2 separate regions of the Mus musculus genome follow, and region 2 is linked to region 1. A link is a loop called in an ENCODE intact Hi-C map of the cell type or tissue named here. Cell type or tissue: heart. All regions are shown on one strand. Each heading gives the region's core, and the rest is flanking DNA. Links, peaks and the distances in the headings are about the cores only.

What was found. Hi-C counts contacts between places; a loop is a spot of excess contacts. Peaks named below come from ENCODE experiments on the same cell type or tissue, not always from the same donor. Only the 100,000 strongest peaks of a DNase experiment are listed, where the experiment ranks them.
Region 2: a loop joins it to region 1, with 2.2 times the contacts of the local background. A loop is called at or near these places in 14 of 42 quality-filtered maps.

The regions. Positions count from the first base shown.
Region 1 is chr2:29,214,238-29,222,237 of GRCm38, forward strand. All of the region lies in intron 2 of Ntng2 (netrin G2), which reads right to left. Among named protein-coding and RNA genes, the nearest start is that of Ntng2, 30 kb to the right of the region's middle. In heart, for the core only: CTCF peaks have their summits at 2,257 (motif pointing right) and 3,854; DNase peaks (open chromatin) are centred at 2,284 and 3,914; H3K27ac peaks cover 591 bases.
Region 2 is chr2:29,576,688-29,589,807 of GRCm38, forward strand. No RefSeq gene overlaps it. Among named protein-coding and RNA genes, the nearest start is that of Rapgef1, 36 kb to the right of the region's middle. In heart, for the core only: a CTCF peak has its summit at 5,897; a DNase peak (open chromatin) is centred at 5,914; H3K27me3 peaks cover 243 bases.

The DNA of each region.
Region 1 (8,000 bases), core at 1-8,000:
AGTATTTCCTCCTAGGTGGTGAAGATGTCTGTCTTAGTAAGGGTTTCTATTCCTGCACAAACCAAGAAGCAAGTTGGGGAGGAAAGGGTTTATTCAGCTTACATTTCCAGATTGCTGCTCATCACCAAGAAAGTCAGGAATGGAACTCAAGCAGGTCAGAAAGCAGGAGCTGATGCAGAGGCCATGGAGGGATGTTACTTACTGGCTTGCTTCCCCTGGCTTGCTCAGCCTGCTGTCTTATAGAACCCAAGACTACCAGCCCAGAGATGGCACCACCCACAAGGGGCCTTTCCCCCTTGATCACTAGTTGAGAAAATGCCTTACAGTTGGATCTCATGGAGGTACTTCCCCAACTGAAGCTCCTTACTCTGTGATAACTCCAGCCTGTGTCAAGTTGACACACAAAACCAGCCAGTACAATGTCCTAAAATTTTCAGGTGTGCTGGCACACACTGTGTTCTAGGTCAGCCTGGGCTACATAGTTACATAGTGAGTTTCAGTCCAGCCGGTCTATGTAGAGAGACCTTATGGGGGGAGTTGTTTCTTTTTTCTTTTTTGTTTTTTTCCAGAGTTTCTCTGTCCTGTAATTGTTCCAACTCAGAGATCAGCCTGCCTCTGCCTCCTGAGTCCTGGGATCAAAGGCGTGTGCCACCACTGCCTGACTGAGTGTTCTTTTTGATGGTCTCATATAACCCAGGCTAGCCTCAAACTCCCTATGTAGCTGAGGTTGAAAACTTTAACATTACATTTATTTATTTTGTGTGTGCAAATGCTACGGCATATATGTGGAGGTCACGGAGCATGTGTGGAGGCCAGAGAACAGCTTTCAAAAGTCAGTTTTCTCCTTTAGCCATGTGCAACCCAGGGATGGAAGTCTCATTGTTAGGCATGGCAGGTGCCACCTCACCAGCCGGCTATGGATTTTCTACTTTTTTTCCCCTAGATTTATTTATTTTATATGAATACACTGTAACTGTCTTCAGACACACCAGAAGAGGGCATTGGATCCCATTACAGATGGTTGTGAGCCACCATGTGGTTGCTGGGAATTGAATTCAGGACCTCTGGAAGAGCAGTCAGTGCTCTTAACCACTGAGCCATCTCTCCAGCCCCCAAACCTGTTTTTCTCTAGACCTCTATGAGTTGTTAGGGGCACTGAAGCCCACTTTAAATGGGTGCATGCATTTCCGGTAGGTGAACTCCATCCAGCAGAGCTTAGGCCAGTGAATGGACAGAGTGCATGTGGGTGGGTCAGGGGAGTGACGGCGACCCCAGAATAGGCTCGCTGGCAACGTCTGCTCCATCAGAGCCTCCTTCTCTCCAGCCTTCAAAGACAGCTGGCCCTGAAGCTCCCACTTTGTGTGAGAACCACCCTATAAGCTCTTGCAACCTATTTCCACCCAAATATGCAGATGGGGAAACTGAGGCCTGGAAAGAAGTTCTGAGAGCCCTCCCACAGTGGTACATGGTACCAGGCTGGAGTCCAAACATCAGCTAGACCCGCAGCTGCTCTCCATGGCTGATCTCCCAATGCCTTAGAGTCAAGGTAGACATGGGGGGGACGCACAGCAGTGGGCAGGGCTTCTGCTCAGCCCAGGTGCATACGTTATCAGTCCGTCTGGGTTTCCGTTTGAGCATCTGTATGATGGGAACACAGATTCCCTTTATGTCTGGGTTATCAGGGAGACCAGACATCTGGGCTGTGGCCCGAGGTCTAATTGGCTCTCAGACAGACACAAGCTCCCAGAAGTGCATCTGCCCCACCCCATCCCAGTCACAGACACAGACACAGACACAGACACAGACACAGACACAGACACAGGCACAGACACAGACACAGACACAGACACAGACACAGACACAGACACAGGCACAGGCACAGGCACAGGCACAGACACAGACACAGTCACAGACACAGACACAGACACAGTCACAGTCAGACACAGACACAGACACAGACACAGACACAGACACAGACACAGACACAGACACAGACACAGACACAGACACAGACACAGACACATTCTTCCCCCAGCTCAGGCCTTTGTCCTGTGATTTTCCTTTTCTAATCTAGGAGACCCTTGGGAGATGACGTAAGGAAAATAAATAAGCAAGCACGTGAGTAACTCGAAGCCTTGCTACCCACCAGCACCTGCATTATTAACCAAATCCGGAGAATACCCACAAGGCCCCACTCCTGTGTGAGAAGGCAGGGACTCCATAGGTCAAGGCCAGCACTCAGGTCTCTGGGGGGCAGCAGAGGGCTGTGGAAGAGTTGTGAGGCCTGGCCTCTCTGAGCATGACCTCCAGGCAGGGCTCTTGTCCAGACCCTGCGGGTGGCCCAGGTCCCCAGCTACACTCTTGGCTCACATGGTTCTCCTTTATGGAGGAATCTTTTCTCCCAAGGGTCTCTTCACCGATTCTGACCTTGAAAACCAGTTCACCAGAAAACTTTGGTCCAGGCTGCCTTCCCTTCTACTAACTTCTTCTAGGCTCAGCCATCAGAATAAATTATTTAATCATGAGGAAAGGGACAGTGGGGGTGGGCCAGCCATACCTGTCCTCACCACTAGGATGACAGGGGTTAGGGGGAGGAGGGCCGCTCTCTCGATGCTGATGCAGCAACTATCTTCTGGTCCAGACCTTGGGGTTGATTTGCTGTGTGACCTTGAAGAGTTATTTCTCTGGGTCTCAGTTATGAAAGGAGTGGTTGGATCAGACCTTGGATTTTCAGTCTTGTCATTAAATTTTCCTAAGTGCCTAACATACTGCCTGGCTACTCAGGAGAGGGAGGAGGGTAGGAGCGGAGAGGGAGGAGAGGTCCCAATGCTGTGCGAACATGGTGGCCAGTGTCTGGGTAGCCAGTGGTCTGTGGACCTAGCAGCAGGATCTTACTATGGGAGAAAATAGGCAGGTCTATGGAGATAGCTGGGCTCAGGAAAGTAACATTTGCTATGGTTGACAGCCAACAAGCACAAAGGCCAGTGGGGTGAGAAAGCTGTACTTTCCAGCCTTTCCCGGTGGCCCCAAGGGACAGCCCCATATCTCAGTGGCCAGCCAGACATCAAAGCAGATGTGACTGGCTTGAGGCCTCTAGGGTCCCCTATAGGGTGGAGGACATAGCTTCTAATCTCTTGAAATCACTTCTATATGGAGCCCCGAGCCTCTGGGAAGAACACACAGGGAATGAAGACGCTGGTTGCTGGCTGCGAGCTATGAGGCATGCCTGGTCTCCTTGCTATCTAAGAGGATGGCTTCAGTCAAAGGTTTGAAGCCAGCCTCGGCAACACAGGAGGATTCTGTGTTAAAAACAACAAAAATGCAGAATTCCAGGTTGTATTTGAATTTTACATAAATAATGAATGCTTTCTGTCCACATATTTGCGCGCCAGAGACTAAGCACTATTTCTGTTCCTCTAAAGCTCGGACCTGAGATGTTCTGTTTTTCACCTGCCACCCTTGCTTACCATGTGGCCAAGACATGCCCTCTGCTCTGACCTGTGCCCCCCGCCCCCTCAGCTTCCTGTAGGGTGCACCCACTCACCTGCTAGACCTAGCCCTGATGACTCCCATAGACTGCAGGGTGTCTGTGCTCTTGCCTTCCTCGTCTTTTCTCTGGAGCTGACAGGTCCCGAGTCAGCCCCTGGAGAACATAACATTTCCAAGACAGGGCCAGGTTCACCTCCCAGGGAAGGCACACACCAGACAAGCCTAGCTCTCAGGACACGTGGCAGGCCCAGCTGGGTGTCTGACAGCCACATGGAGGACCACGGGGGCTCTGGCCTGTGCCAGGCCTGAGCGTGCCCTGCCCAGCAGGGAGGGGCAGGCGATGCCCAGGAGTTACCAGTAGGGGCACCATCTGGGCCCCAGCCTGGCACCAGTATGTCACAAAAATCGTGAGCCGGCCCTTCTCTCCTCTGGGCAAGAGAAGCGGGTGTTGGAGCGACTCCCAGACGGGAGGGCTGCAAAATGTAGGTCAGCTCCCAAGCCAGTGAGTGATGTCACCTGCTCCTTGGGGCAAAGAGGAGGCTGCAGGGAGTTTGGGTGAGCACGGAACAAGGGGTGCTGGAGATAGGCAGAATGGAGACCCAGGTCTGGCTCCCCACAAAGACTGAGCCCCAAGGGGATCATACATCTCCCAAATGGGGTGCCTGTGTGGGAAGCAGGGTGGGGTGTCTGTGTGGGAAGCAGGGGAGTGCTCATCCTGTCTTCTGAAGCAACTCACTGCAGAAAGGGTTCTGCATAAGTGGTCCCCAAAACTAGTTCTCTCCCCAAATGGCCACATGTTGTCACACAGGAGGTCAGGCAAGGCCACAGTTACGGGTTCTAACCCTGAGGATAACAAAGTTGGAAGCAAAGCTAGTGCTTTAAGGCAGCAGGCAGCGCCTTCCTCCCTCACCGAGAGGAACATTCCTCTTCTATTTGGGGAAAATCTTTTTTTTTCTTTTTTCTTTTTGTTTTGTTTTGTTTTTTTTTTTCAAGACAGGGTTTCTCTGAATAGCGAACTCAGAAATCCGCCTGCCTCTGCCTCCCAAGTGCTGGGATTTAAGGCTTGTGCCACCACTGCCCGGATGGAGAAATTTTTGATGGGCCTTTGGTTATCACAGGGCAGATTCCAACTCTACGCTGGCTGGCTAGGTGACCGCTCTGAGGGATGAAGGAAGAGTGGCCATCAGGACACTTCTTTTATGAGGTCTATAGGGGGGAGGGGTGTGGCTGGGTGGAGGGCTGGGTAGGCTTCAAGGTTGTGTTAATTCCCACCACTGTCCCAGTTTGGACCCAGGCTAATGAGACCCATGATCTGTGGCCTTGGGCCACTGGTGGGTGGGAAGTCTGCATCTTTGGTGGGATCTGTGATATTGGGGACAGGCCATCTGGACTTAAAGCAAGAGAAAAGTCAGGATTGAAGCTGAAGGACCCAAGCGGCCAGTAGGGCATTAATACATCTGTGGCCATGACCACAGCGAGCTGAAGCAAACCAGCGAGACACAAGTCTCAGGGCTGGGGGGACCTGAGACTGGGTCCAAAGAACACTGTCAATCAAGACTTGAGCGCCTGTGGAGGAGGGGGACGTTACACTGCAGGCTGAGGGGCCTGCAGTGAGCAGAAAGGCTGAGTGATGCCAAGGTAATGGGGACAGATGTGGGCTGCAGCTCCTCCTGGAGCGGATGGCCAGCAATTGAGTTAATTGGCTAAATCAAATTTGGGCTTCTGTGCAAGCCCTTTTCTATTAAGTGCCTGATATACATCACCTCTGCAGTCCCACTGATAAATCTTGTTACCCATTAGGAAGCCAGACAAAGCCTCCCGTGCTCAGATGACAGTCCCTGCAGCTGCAGCGACTGCTTCCCTTGAACCCAGCACAGTCTGCACCAACATGAGCTAACCTGCAGGTTCTCAGAGAGTGAAGTCACCTTGGGCCACTTCTCTCTGGGACCCGCAACTACCTCCTTTGTGTTTTGCCTTCCCCAGGAAGATCCTTCCCTAGATCGAAGGTTTCCTTCCCACACATGTGCACACACATGCACAGACGCACAGATATGTGCACACATATGTTTCTAAAATTCCCTTCAGGAACTTCTTCCTTCAGCTGTCCCTGTTTGACTAGTTAAAATCCTTATCCACACGGCCCCTCAAGTCAGAAACCCAGGAGTGAGAAGCCCTCCGCAGCTCACTCCCACTAACTCTTTCCATCCCACAGAAGCCGTCCTGAGGTGGTCCACTCCATGACTACCTTCCATCATCAGACTCAGTCATGGCTGCCATGGGGCTTGGTCTCACATGCTCTCTGAGTCTTTCTTTGCCTTTGTCACTAAGATTGGAGGCCAGGCCAGGCCAGGCCTTCTCACAGCCCCACCTCACCTTTCCTCAGACTAAAACCACTGCTCCCTTTAGCTACAGGGACCTCTGCCACCCAGCTCTGCCTGCTACACTCCCCTCTTGTGCCCCCTCACCACATCTCAACCACTGTCACCGAGTCCTTGAGCCCTTAGAGCCTCCTGCACCTGGACAATTCTCAAGGCTAGCAATAGCTTTGAGGATGCCCGGGAGGGATTATCGCTAATGGGAGAAGATCCGTCTAGATTGCAGGCAGGACCACTTTGGGCAGGGATTTTGGACTACTTAAGCAGCACACACTCATCTTTCTCTGATTCCTGACTATGGTGTCATGTGACCAAGTTTCTGTTGACTTCCCACTATGATGGACTGCAGCCTTGACCTGTGAGCTAAAATAAATCCCTTCTCTTTCACGATATTTTTTTTTATCAGGGTCTTTTATCACACCACATGCACACCAAATGCATGCACTAAATAAATAAAGGATGTCAAACAGAAACCAGATTGTCTGGCCAGAGACTGGCCAGGAGTTTGGGGGCCAGGGGCCTTTTAATATGAGTTTCATGTGGGCCCTTTCCTGAGCAGACCTCACATGCAAACTCTAAGAACACACTTTTTTGGAGTCTTCAGATGCTCTGCCCTCCTAAGAGCCCACGGATACAGGTAGAAAACCTTTTGGCTCCCTGCAACCCAGGACTCCTTCTAGTTGCCCATGATGGCTGGTTCTGACTCCTGCTCCCAAGAGGCCTGAGCACTTCTACACTCCCTTTAGGGACAGACTCATTTAAACCTCATAGCTCCTGTCTCCATTCTTCAGAGGTGGAAAGGAGGACAAACAGGTTAGTTCTCTTGTTCTAACGGCTCATACCAGACTTTTACCTGGGCAGTACAATATGGAGGCCAGCTATCCAGCCACTTACCCACCCACCTATCTGTCTACATACACAGCTATCTACCCACCCACCTACCTCTCTATCTATCCACTCACCTACCTCTCTACCTATCTACCCACCTACCTCTCTATCTATCCACCCACCTACATCTCTATCTATCCACTCACCTATTTATCTGTCTACTTATCATCCCATCCACCCATATGTTCATTTGCCCATCTATCATACATTCGGCATCCATCTGTCCTCCCATCCATCCATCCATCTGTCCTCCCATCCATCCATCCATCCACCCATCCATATACCCATCTGTCCACCATCCATCCATCTTTCCATTTTCATTTTTGTGTGGTTCTGAGGATAGAATCCAGGTGGTAGGCAAGTGCGCCATCACTTAGCTGTGATTTCAACACACACACACACACACACACACACACACACACACACACACACATTTAGAGAGAGGGTCCCACTACAGAGCCCAGGTTGACCTTAAACTCAGAATCCTTCCTTTATCTCCTAATGCAGGGACTGTACAGGTTCTCCACCACATACTGCTCTTTCCTTTTATAAGACTGAATAATATTCCACCACATGTCTATACTACCTTGCATTTATCTATTTTCCAAAACACCCTTGGGCTGTTTGCATCACTGGCTATGGTGAGCCTGCTGATGTAACATGGTATATAGGTACCTGTTAGGTCCTTGCTTTAAGTTCTTTTTGGTGGATCAGAAGGAGAACCACTGGGTCACATGTTATTCTGTTAATTCAACATTTTCAGGCATCATCATACTGTTCTCAGCAGAGCTGGGCATTCCCTTTCTCATCAGCCATGCAGGTTGTTCTAAGTCTTCACCAACACTTATGAGTTTCTATTTCCTCTATCTTAGCCCTGTGATGGGTATATGCAGTCTCTCTCTCTCTGTCTCTCTCTGTCTCTCTCTCTCACTGTCTCTCTCTCACTGTCTCTCTCTCTGTCTCTGTCTGTCTGTCTGTCTGTCTGTCTGTCTCTCAAGACAAAGTCTCTCTACATAGCCCTGACTGCTCTGGAACTCTCTATGTATCCCACAATAGCCTGGAATTCAGAGATCAACCTGCTTTGCCTCCTGAGTACTGGGACTAAAGGCATGTACTGTCAGACCCAGCCCCATCCATTTCTTAACCTCTAGGCCTCAGTTTCCCATTTATGTAATGGGACAAGGATCTTCCTGGGGCAGGGCTAAATGAGGAAACCCCAGAAAGTGTCGGGGGGGGGGCACTAGCCTT
Region 2 (13,120 bases), core at 2,874-10,873, 370 kb after region 1:
TCAAGAGGTCACCATATGGACTCTTGATCAGTGTCCTCTGCACCCTAGTTCTTGCCCATGACCTTGTATCAAGGGGCCTCTTTTCTCCAACCCTGCACAGACTACCAGGGAGTACTGCAGGGGGGCTTCTAGAACACCTGCTTGCTACAGATTCTCCCTCAGTCTCAGGGACCTCCAAGAGACTATCAGCTGATTCCACCTCCTTCTCCCTTCCCCTCTGAGACACAGTCTTTTCCCAAGGGCTTTTCTCCCCCACTTCCCCTTCCCCTTATTCTGTGGACTACCTACCCAATCTTAAAACAAAGGAAACAGTGCATGCAGATGGTCTCAGACAGACTCAGAATGTAAGGAAGGCAGGGGGCAGAAGCTAAATTCTGAATGCCTTAGAAAGGCTTCTGAGATTCACAGAGAGAGGCAGAAAACAGACTCAGTCCAAGATGGAGACTGAGGGGTGTGCCTTTATTAAACCTCTAGGGCTTTCTCTGCTCTCAGTTCCTCACTTCTGAGCTGGCGCAGAGGGAATGAATTGAGCCAGTGTTTGTGAAGTGGCCCCTACCCCTGGGCAAGAACCTGTGCTAGGTGTGAATTGGAGGTCTTCAGAGACTGCAGGTGAGAGGCAATGTGATGGTGACCAAGGTGTATGGGGCGGTGGGCTGTGCAGACAGCCTGGTCCTCGGTTGAGCAAAGGTTTGGAACCCATGTGACATGGTGGGTGGTGATTTCTGCCTGCATGGGATGGAAGGTGTTTGACCACACCTCCTGGGCCCCTGGCTCCTGTCACAGTTACAGCCCCCACAACCCCCCACCCTCGGCAGGAGAAGTACATGGCAATCAGTCATGTAGGAGCAGCACCAAGCCCTCCCACATGCAAATAAGGTTTCCCCCAAGCTCTCAGTCCAAGCCAATGAGAGGTACCTGCTGTCGAACCCTGAATCACCCCCAAAACTGTATATAAGTCCTATGCAGGGAATTAAAGGTGTGTGAAAACTATTCTGTCACCCTAGCCTTCTGTCCTAAGAGCCATAGCACTTGGGAAGAGATCTGCTCTCCCGAAGCGCCGCCACCTGAAGCTCCACTGCACTGCTCACTGGCTAGTCGGCCTCTCATAGGCCCAGCCCGACCAGACTCAGTGCAGGGCAGCACATAGTAAGCAAGTCACTGGGAAGGCACAGCAGAGATGAAGATGGAGCCCCCTGCAGCAGCAGAAGCGGTGGAAGCAACTTCCCCTCCCTGCCCATGCTCATTTCCCTTCACTGGAACTCTCGCACCAGGCTGGGCCAGAGATCTCCGTGGAAAGCTCCTGGTACAGAGATCCACAGAGGTGGAGCTTCATCCCCAAATTCTGGAAGGGCAGGTGTTCCCTGACTCTTGTGCTCCAGGTCTGAGGAGCACAGCCAACTCCTCTCGTCTCCTCCCAGGAGCTCCAGCCATAGAACCTACGTCCCTCACTAGGGTCCAGGTAGCCCTTCCCCTCTATGGTGCTCAGCATAAGGGAAGGGCAGCTCTGGGAAGCAAGGTCTACATGAACCTCTGTCACTTCTCAAGGCTACAGCACTGCCATCTGTAGAATGGGCCAACAGCAGCCTCCACCACTTTGCATTTAAGGCTAAAACCAAGCTCAGGGCAGTGATGGACCAAGTGTGAGCCAAGGGTCTTGGGGTTAGTCGCTAGCACAAAGACAAACATGTGGGAAGAAGGGCTGGGGGAGGGCAAGTCTACACGTAGGCTGGATGGAGAAGGAACTGGTTCTGACAGAGCTTGATAAAAGAGATGGCACTAGGGGGCTGGAGAGATGGCTCAGTGGTTAAGAGCACCGACTGCTCTTCCAGAGGTCCTGAGCTCAATTCCCAGCAGCCACATGGTGGCTCACAACCATCTGTAATGGGATCTGATGCCCTCTTCTGGTGTGTCTGAAGACAGCTACAGTGTTCTCACATATCTTAAAAAAATAAAAAGAGCTAATGTTAGCTGTCTCTACAGTGAGTGTCTGCATGAACAAGCTCTTGTAATCCAGGCTCATGTAGTGGCCTGAAGAGGCTGGTGAAACTGAGGGGGGAGTTGGCTGAACTGGTATCCTTGTTGCGTACTGAACATTGACTGAGGTCCTGGCAGTGAACCTGGAGCTGGGGTTGTAGCTCAGTTGGCAGAGTGCTTATCAAGCATGCAGGAAGTCGCCGCATATCTGTTGACCTAACCCTTGGGATGTAAAGGCAGGGGGATCAGAAGTTCAAGGCTGTCCTTGGCTATGTAGGGCTGAGTAGATGGCACAGCCAAGTATCAACGCTACTGTGGCACTCAAGCCAGAGGAGGTCCATTCACACAAAAGCCTGGGGAAGGGTTGTATGACATTAGAGCCCTGCATGCTCCTGGGCTGGCTCGGCACCCAGGACAGCGATGGACAGTACAGTTCAGATACCCACAGAGAGAGCTTAGAAGTCCCATAACCAGGGAGCCTAGAGCCCTGGCCTCAGAGCATCCCAGCCAGTGTCCTCATTTCTCATGGGCTGAATGTCCAGTGACCGGAAGCTTCTTTCCCTTCCTGACAGAGATGGTGATTCTTGTTGCATTTGGACTAAAAAGTTTCAGTGGGCCAAGGAAGTAATAAGAGAGACTGCCTAGACTATGGCTCTATGAGACCAATTAAGCTTCATGCTTATCATGGATGCCAGAGAAAAGCCAAGCTAAGCAAAAATGATCTCTGGGATCCATTGTTGGGAGGAGGGTTTCTACCCCAAGCTTAGCTCACCAGTTAGTGTCTTCTGGGGCAAGTTTACTGAGCAAGGACTGGGCATCTGGACCACAGATGGAACTACCAAGTTGCTACAGTGTGCAAGCATCCATCCAAGCATCCATCAATCACTCATACAGCATGGGGGTAAAGGGATAGTTTCTGCACCAGGTGCTGGAGACACAGCAGGAACCTGGACCCCACCTGCACAGGGCTCTCTCCTAGCAAAACGTCATCAACAAATAGACCATCAAGAATGCTGAAAGAGAATCAGTGCCACGGAAAGCGCAAGGCCAGGTCAGAGACAGGGGATGCTGCAGCATTGAGGAGGCTAAAGAGGAAACGTCTCCTTAGTTCCAGCAAAGACTTAAAAGAGAGGAAGCTGAGTCCACAGTGAGGGCACAGAGGCTTCCTGGCTCTGTGTGTATTATCTCAGGGCTGCAGCAGTGATTTCCCATAAAGCGGATGTTTAACGTAAAGGAACCAAATTTACCACTCAGGAGGCCAGAGGTTAAAAGTCAAGGCACTGGAAGGGCTGGTACTCTAGAGGCTGAAATGTGTACATTCATGGGTGCACACATACATATGGAGGTTAGAGATCAACGTCAGGTATGTTCTTTAATCACTCTCCATCTTATTTTTCATTTTAATTTCTAGATTTATTTTGATTCTACACTTATGAATGCTTTGCTTGCAGATATGTTATGTGTACCATATGCGTGCTGTAATAAGAGTAGACATGAACAGGCTGAAGAGGCATCAGATCCCCTGAAACTGGAGTTACAGAGGGTTGTGACTTACCATGTGGGTGCTGACCCAACCCAGGTCCTCTGAAAGGGGATCAAGTGTTCCTAACCACTGAACATCTCCCCAGCTCCATTATTGAAACAGGTTCTTTCCCTGAGCCTAGTTAAACTCAGCCAGCTGGCCCCTGAGCGCCTCTGACACCCAGCTCTGTGGTTATGAACATGCTACCACACACATCTCTTGCTTGGCTTCTGAAGATGGAACTCAGGTCCTCATGCCTGCACAGCAAGCCCTTTCCTGATCCATCTCTGCAGGTCACAGATCAATCAAAAGTACCATGTTTTTCCAGGATGTGGTTTCAGTCTGACCTGGGGCCAGCTGAGCATCCTGGATCCCTGCTTAGGATTGCATGAGGACGAGCAGGTGAGAAGGACCCCAAGCTACGCTCCCTACTGTGTGGGCTCTGTGTTCACAGTAGTCCTGCATCACAGAATTCCCTGTTGCTGCATCTCCAGAAAGACAGAGCTAAGGCAGGCGTGGTGGCGCATGCCTTTAATCCCAGCACTCCGGAGGCAGAGGCAGGCGGATTTCTGAGTTCAAGGCCAGCCTGGTCTACAAAGTGAGTTCCAGGACAGCCAGAGCTATACAGAGAAACCCTGTCTCAAAAAAAAAAAAAAAAAAAAAAAAAAGACAGAGCTAATAATGTCTCCTGGCTGAAACCCCAGCCTAGCACCTCATGAGAGCGTATGCACCAGCCCAGGTCCTGACCGTCATGGTTTGCTGTCATCGCTGCCACCACCATCTCATCACTATCACCACTAACATCACCATCATAGCCATTATCACCATTACCAGATTTCATTCTCAGTTCCTGACAACTTCCTGTAATGATTTCATCCAGACCACTTGAATGCAAGCCCATTCAGGGCAGAGGCACATATTTTGACCTTATCCATCTCCCCAGGTCGATTGATATAGTACAGAGCATGAGAGATTTGTATCAGATAGAACAGGAAGCCTCAAGTGGGAACCTCCTTTTCCGTAAACAAGACAGTAGTCCCAGGACAAATAAAATGCATGTGCCTACCTGGGAAGGTTTCTCAGGAGGTTCATGGGATCTTTATCCAGAATGGCCAGGACCTAGAAACAGCCCCAAGTGTCTTATTAGCAAGGCAGAGCAGAAACAGAAACGAATGTCCTGTTATGGGATGTGGCCCAGCGAGGAAAAGGTGACTGATTCACACAATTTCACAAGTGACTCTTGGAAAGAGATATGGCTCATCTCAATGGCACCTGCCTAGAGCAGACAAAGTGGCCCATGGTATCAGAGGGTAAAGGAGAACCTTGCCTAGAAGGGCAGAGGGAGCTGGCCTGTGCCTGGCGTGTGCCTCCTGCAGCCTATGGACCACATACAGCTGAGGATAGCGATGTGTGCAGCCCCAAACAAAACTATAAACTCACTTAAAACGTGAGATATTTTTTGTAATTTTTAAAAAAGATTTATTTATTTATTATATGTAAGTACACTGTAGCTGTCTTCAGACACACCAGAAGAGGGAGTCAGATCTTGTTACGGATGGTTGTGAGCCACCATGTGGTTGCTGGGACTTGAACACTGGACCTTTGGAAGAGCAGTCGGGTACTCTTACCCACTGAGCCATCTCACCAGCCCTTTTTTTGTAATTTTTTTGGGTGTGTGTGTGCCTCTGTGTGTGTGTGTGTGTGCGTGTGCGTGTGTGCGTGTGTGCATCCATGCCACACTTGTGAAGGTTCCCTCAGATGCCAGAAGAAGGAGTCAGAGCCCCTGGAGCTGGATCACAGATAGTGCTGACCTACCATGTGGGTGCTGGGGATTGAACCCATATTCTCCAGAAGAGAGTCAAGTGGTCTTGACCACTGAGCCACCTTTCCAGCCTGACTTATTTATGTAACTCAGTCACATAGTTTTCAAGAGAACAGTAAACAGCTTTGTAGATGGCAATGTTGTGTTGTAATGTAAAATGGTTTGAGAGATTCTACCATATGGAATTTCATTGCGTCTTAATTATACTTCCATGTAATAGCTTGTGTGTGTGTGTGTGTGTGTGTATCAATCTGTGTGTGTGTATCTATCTGTGTCTGTGTGTGTGTGTGTGTCTGTGTCTGCCTCTGTGTGTATGTCTGTTGTTTTTGTGTGTGTGTCTCTGTGTGTATGTCTGTTGTCTTTGTCTCTGTGTGTGTGTCTCTGTGTGTGTGTGTCTGTCTGTGTATAGCAGAGACCCTCAGGCCTCTCCCCTTTCAAAGGTCCTTTCCTAACCCACATCTGCCCGGCTGCATCAAGGGCTTCCTCTGAGACCATTTCTAGTCTGCTGCTTTCTTCTGGCCCCAAAGCAGCCACCTGCTCTGCCCTCGGCCCTAGGGCTCCCCTTGTGGTCACAAGTGGATACTGCACCTCTTTCCTCTGCGTAACTCCAGAGCCCCGCCTGCTGTCTCCACAGGGCTCAGCGGACATTGCTGAACAGACAAACAAGATGATTGCTCTATCATTATCTTTACAGCTGTAACTACATGTTTGTCTGTAAACTCCATTTCCGCCTCCCCCAGTGTCCTCTATTAAATCTGTATAGATCTGTAAACTCAATTTCTAGCGTGTGTCCATAGTTCTACAAGCCACCCTGAGTTCTGAGGATGCCTGGGAAGATGAGCCCGTAGCTCATAGGTGCTCAGGTCCCTGTCGGGTGACTCATGGCAGCCTCCACCATGTGTCCTCAACAGAGTGGTTCTCTTCTTGCTTCCCCTGTCTTCCAGCCTGAGCTTTCCAGTTTAGGCTCCAAACCCAGGCACTGAGCTATTGGGTCACTTATCCTCTTCAGGCCTCAGTTTTCTTATCTGTGAAATGGGGTGTTGCTATTCCGGCTTCACTTAGGCATACAGCATTAAACCTGGTAGCTTTAAGTGAACTAACTAGCCAGCCAGAGATTTTATAAGCAGAGAGGGGATCCCAGCAATAGTTGGTGAGTCCAATTCCACCTACCTCATGCATGTTAGCCCCTAAATCTCTCCTGAAACACAGACGGTAGAGGCCTATGCTGCCTTGAAAAGAAGGCTCCTATGTGGCCCCAGATGTCAGACTGGAACTGATCCGGCCTCTGACAACACATTGTCTTGCAGAAGTGCCTCTCCCCGATGCAGCCCTAACAGGAAGGGAGGCAGGAATGAAAACCCAGAAAAGAACAGGGGGTTCAGAGCAGGGATGAAGATGGTTTGGTTCCACAGGAAGGACGGGATGGCCCTGAACCTGACAGAGGCAACAACCCAAAATCTAGCTCTATCAGATCACATCATCCATGACTGGACCCCTGGCACATCCGGTGTGAGGATAGGAAAAGAACCATGACATCATCCACAAAATCAGGGCCCTTTACTGAATATGTGACCCTGAGTGAGTGAGCCACAGAACGTCTTCCTAGGAGAAGGTAGGCACGAGGCCGGTACCCCATCCCCACAGCATCCCCAGGACTTGGTGGAGAAGGAAGGACTGTTCCTTCCTTCCTGTCTATACTGAAAAGGGGGGCAGGAAATGTCAGACAGGAAGAACTAATCCAGTGTGCCTTCTGTCAGGGTGGTCCAGAGATTTAACATGAGAGACTGGAGAGATGGCTCAGTAGACAAAGCGCTTGACACACAAGCACAGGGGCCTGAGTCTGAATCCCAGAACCCATGGTTAATGCTGGGTATGGGAGCATAAATGTAACCCAGCAATGGGGAGGTAGAGACAGACAGCCCTCACTAGCCCGCCAGACCAGCCTAATCAGGCAGCCTTGGGCCCCAGCGAGAGACCCTGATGCAAAAAAAGCAAGGGGTTGGGGTTCACAGTCATAGTGGTGAACGCCTCTAATCCCAGCACTCTGGAGACAGAAGCGGGAGGATCTCTGTGAGTTCAAGGCCAGCCTGGTCTGCACAGAAAGTTCCAAGACAGCCAGGGGTAGACAGAGAGACCCTGCCTCAGAAAAAAAGGGGGTGCTGTAACAGCTCCTAATAACATTTAAAGCTGATCTCTGATCTCTACATGCACATACATGCATGTTCGCACACACATGTGCGCGTGCACGCACACACACACACACACACACACACACACACACACACTATGATGGTTTGCCAACTTGACTACATCTGGAGTTAACTAAAACCCTACAGGCCGGGCACACCTGGGAGAAATTTTCTGTAATTAAATCTGTTTGTTTGTTTGTTTGTTTGTTTGTTTGTTTTTTGAGACAGGGTTTCTCTGTGTAGCCCTGGATGTCCTGGAACTCACTCTGTAGACCAGGCTGGCCTCAAACTCAGAAATCCGCCTGTCTCTGCATCCCAAGTGCTGGGATTAAAGGCGTGCGCCACCACGCCTGGTTAATTAAATCATTTGAGGTGGGAAGATCCACCTTTAGTCTGGGCCACACCTTCTGTGGTTAGCCTATGGTCAGGGCATGGAAGAAGGAAGTTCCTGCTCTTTGCCTGCTTGATCCATTCCTTCGTGGTATTGAAGCCTCCTTCAGGGTTCCAGCGTGCACTGAAGAGCAGCTGAGACATGAGCCTCGTGGGCTGCACAGCTATGGATTCTTTGGACTTTGTTGATAGATGGACAACTGTACCACAACCTGAAAGCCACTCTAATAAATCCCATATGTGTGTGTGTACATACATTTATTAAATAAAATATATAACTATATATTTCTGTATGACGCATCTATGGACTTCTATATATGGAGATAGATATAATAAAAAAACCTCTAGAGAGCCCTGCCCTGTTGCTCTAGAGAACTCTGGCTAATATATGCTCATGAAACATAATGTTTTTCACTAGAGGCTCAGGGAGGATGCTACAACGAAGGCTGCTGCTCCCTCTGATTCAAAAGCCTTCATTCCCGGAAGCAATGACTTCCTGCCAGAGACTGGTGCACAAGAGATGCTGTTTGGAATAGAGCAGGACCATTCGTGGTGGGCAAGATGGTTAAGTTGGGTAAAGGGGCATGCTACGAAGCCTGGCAAACAGAGGCAATCCCAGGCAGTAGAAGGAGAGAACTGATTTCCGAGGGTTGTACTCTGACTTCCATGTGTAGCCATAGCACACATGCCCTATCCCCAAAATAAATAAAATGTAATAAAACATTTAGAAACACAGTTTAAAGACTAAATAGCCCAAGTCCCATTATCTTGAGCCCCCAGTTAGAGAGGCACAGCAAACTGTCATCCTCCCAGGATGGTCCGGTGTGCTTCTCCAAGGCCCACGCTATGCTTCAAGGTTTAGCATAAAAAAAAACTGTTTGAGCAACCTCCTTTTACTGGCTGTGTTATAGTCTATCATATACGTGGGTGCTAATTGAATCAAACTCACAGCTGGAGCAGAGATCTGTCACCTGGCTGAAGATGACCTTGGCAGCAGACAAGAGCTTCCATGAAAATCCCCTGGTGACAGGTGCTGACTGCTCACAAAACAGTCACATTCCATTTTCATAAGTCTCTCGGACATCCTTCCCAAGGTCAAGGCTGACTGTGTTCTCTAACAACTTGCCCACTCCAGTGTCTGTTCCACACTGGAGGAATATGGACTGTCCAAACTCCTTGGCCTCAGTCACCTCGTCTCCACCCAAAGGCCACCCGCCTGTAGGTAGCCACCTTCTTAGTTCCTTGATTAGAGAACAGAGTACCTCCCCAGGAGCACGGGCAAGCTCCTCGGGGCTGCAGGTGAAGGGAACATTGAGGATTTTGATGCTGACCTGATACCAAGTCTACACATCAAATCCTGGCTCCATCACTCCCTGGCTGTGTGGGCTGTGGAACGTACTTGCCTCTCCAAGCCTGTTTTCCCAGCTATAAAACAGATTTAGTGTGAGCATTCCAAGGGCTCCCTCAAGACTACAACAGCTTCTTTGCAGACCACTTGGTCCAGGACCATCTCTGTCAAGGATAGTCCAGATGATAGGGAGCATCCCTCTATGGTTGTCCCCGGGACAGGCTCTGGAGGGGTGTGTGTGTGTCTGGAAGCCTTGCTGAGGTGGCCCTGCCCTGCCCCCACCCCCGCTGTCAAAGGCCTGTGTAATCCCTCATGGACTCCAGGACCCAGAGGAGGGGCCAGGGCTGGAGACTCAGAGACCAATCGATACATTATTTAGCAGCAGGAATGCAAATGAGGACAAATTAATTACAGCACTCCCTCCCTCTACTCCCCCCTGCTCCCACTGTCCTCCCTCCTCTATCCTCTCCCCACTGTCCTATTGCTGACAAATTCTCTAGAAAATATCAAAACAGCCTCTGGCTGGAACCTGCCGTGGTGAAGCCCCATTATCTATTATTGATGCGAACCTTGACAAGCTCGCTCTTTAAGGAAGATGCACATAGGGAGGAAAGAGAGAGCTGCTAATCTGTGTTTAAAGGCGCAGACTCCCATTCCCCTCCTGAGGACATCACATTGACACCAGCCGCAACCATACTGCCTGCCAATCAGTCCTCAGAGCTGGGGGTGGGGGGAGGGCAGAGAGACCAGAGCTGGGGGGTGCAGGGGGCGCAGAGAGACCATTCAGCCACAACAGGAGAAGAGATTCTGACAGAGGCCAGCGAGTGGGTCTGCTGACTCTCACCACCTTTCCCTAGATTGACCTCCGTTTTCCTTTTGGGAACACTGCTCAAAGAGAGCTGTTCCAACCTGACCTAGGGATCAGGCAGGAGTCCCAAAGGAAACAGAGAGTTCTGATCCCTGCCTCAGTTTCCCAAAGGGAATTTTAGGGTAAGGATGCTATCTATTTGATGTTACCATAATGACACACAAAACATTCCACACCATGAACAATGCCCTAATATCACCTCTATACCTTGGGTGATAGTGATGTGTCCTGTGAGTTCACACTGTACCAGGTCCCACTCTAGCAATGGAGCCTGGGGATGTGAAAGACACATGGGAATTCTCTAAGCCTTCCTTTCCATTCCTCATGGGCAAGGGGAAGATGCCCTCTGACCTTGCCCCTTGACTTCTGTGGCAGGCAGAAGAGCTGGCCCTGGGGTCATGAGAGAGGGAGGCCCTGCCCCTCACCAGCTGCAATACTTGGGGGAGCAGGCCCTGCACTTTCCCGGGCAGCACAGGAGAGCCGGCCCTGGTGGTGTGGGTGAGCTGGTCCCAAGGATAGGAGAGCAGAAGGGCTAGCTCTGACCCTTTCTGTCTGCAGCACTGGGTGAGCTAGCCTGGGCAATTTGCCCTGGCAGTGCCGATGCAGGATAACTGGCAGGCTGACCAACCCAGATACCACCCAGGTCCAGATCCAGGGCTCTGAGTTAGCCCACCCCAACATCTATCCTATGTCTGAACTGCTGGAGTGTGTGAAGGGGCCGGTCCTATAGATCCAAAGCTGCAGGATCTCCATGACACAGAACAACAACAGAATATCAAGAGGAGTCCTGTGAGAATCCAGTATGGATTGTTTAGCAGAAGCCAGAGCCTTGTATCAGAACACTGAGTAATGGAATCACAAGTAAAGATGTGTAGACAAAAGATGTGTGGCACACCACGCTCTCACGACAAGATGCTTTGCTTCTTAATCTGGGGGAGGGTTTGCAAGGGTATAGGGAAGATACAGAGAGATGGGGAGATGGGTGGGATTGAGGTGCATGATGGGAAATTCACAAAGAATCAATAAACAGGTTTTTTAAAAATCCGTTTAAAAGTTTCTACTTTTTAACTGAGTGTAATGGCTCTAACTGTAACCACCACAGACCAGAGGCTGATAGGCAGGACAGTCACAAGTTCAAGGCTACCCTCAATGATGTATAGTGAGTTCCAGGCTAGCCTGGGCTAAAAAGTAAAATCTTGGTTTTTTGTTAGTTTGTTTATTTAAATGGACACACTGACGGTTTTGTGCTCAAAGCAAAGAATGTCTCATCAAGTATTGTTTTCCTGGCATACACAAGTCCCCAAGTCCATCCCTAACACCACATAGAAACTAGATATCATTCTAAAATAAGTCAGATGAATCATAGGCCAGGCACCCTGGCTTCCTCCCATCATCCCAGCAGTCTGGAAGTTGCAGTAGGATCGCTCTGGTTCAGTGCCAGCCCAGGCTACACAATGGCCCCAGATAGGCATGCCTGTGTTGCACGGGAAGAACAGAATTCATTTATTAAATGGTGAGGGCTGCCGTGGAAGGGCTTCCTGGTGGTATTTGGGAAAGGTGGAAGGATGTGGAGTGTCTATGGTCAGCACAGCTGACAGAAGGCAATGGGGTAGGGGGTGGACAGCAAAGCTGGGGGAGGGGTGCAAGACCAGAGACTGCAGGGCGTCTGGGTGGGATACAGAAGCCAGTCTGGTATGTTCAAGCTTAAAGCAGCCATCAAAAGCTCCTGAGAGGAACAGAGTCTTCGAGAAGTGGGAACCGCAGCTCCATTGCCTTGTTTCAGGGGAGAATCATAGCAGTGGGCACAGAATCTAAGAATCCCCAACAAGAATGCATTGATGGGGCAGGGGGGGCGGGCGCAGGTTACCTAAGGGAAAGGAGAGGGAGGAGGAGGAAGAGGAGGAGGAAGACAACCCAGGGCCTGCCCACCATGGTCCTGGATGGTGGGCACCACCATGATGAACAGCTATGTGATGGGGAGGTAGGGAAGATATAAAGAAAGGGAGCAGCCAGGCAGTGGTGGCGCACACCTTTAATCCCAGCACTTGGGAGGCAGAGGCAGGTGGATTTCTGAATTCAAGGCCAGCCTGGTCTACAGAGTGAGTTCTGGGACAGCCAGGGCTACACAGAGAAGCCTTGTCTTGAAGAAAGAAAGAAAGAAAGAAAGAAAGAAAGAAAGAAAGAAAGAAAGAAAGAAAGAAAGAAAGAAAGAAAGAGAAAAAGACAGAAAGGAAGAAAGAAAAGAAAATAAAGAGGGAGGGAGGAAGAGATGGAGGAAGGGAGAGAAAGAAAGAAAGAAAGAAAGAAAGAAAGAAAGAGAGAGAGAGAGAGAGAGAGAGAGAGAGAGAAAGAAAGAAAGAAAGAAAGAAAGAAAGAAAGAGGGAAGGAGGGAGGGAGGGAGGAAGGAAGGAAGGAAGGAAGGAAGGAAGGAAGGAAGGAAGCAGCAGGGGAGGTGGAACTGCAGACATGATGGTGGTAACAGGTGAGAGAGAGGGCCAAGCTCCGCATGCTGTCATGCCCAGTAGGGTTGGGGGATCGTGCATGCGTGCGCAGCAGCCTGGGAGCTTATGCAGATGCACATTCAGCTCCAAACGCGCTGCCTGGCTGTGGGATCCCCTGAGGAAGGTTCACTTTCTAGATTGGACCTCTTCAATAGAAGGACCACCTTGGTCGACGATGCCCCCTAGAGGCCTTGTTAGTGTCTGTGGTCCTTGCTGCTGCCCCAGGCCGTGATAGAGCCTGACCTCCATGTAAACATATGTGTTCTGTGTCACCACCTGGTGCCCTGGTGATATCCTTGGGCTTGGCTGCCTCGGGGGCAATATTGATGTGGGTCACATGTGATCTGAAACCATGTTGAAGCCATGTCTGTGCAGCTGCTGAGGGTCAGGAATGGGTCAGTGGTCCTGATGTGGCCAGAACTGTGTGACTAGTGGTACTCCTTGCTCTTTCTGCCTTCAAAGCCAGCAGGGTACCTTCCATTTCTCCCTGACTCTGGCCTTGGTTT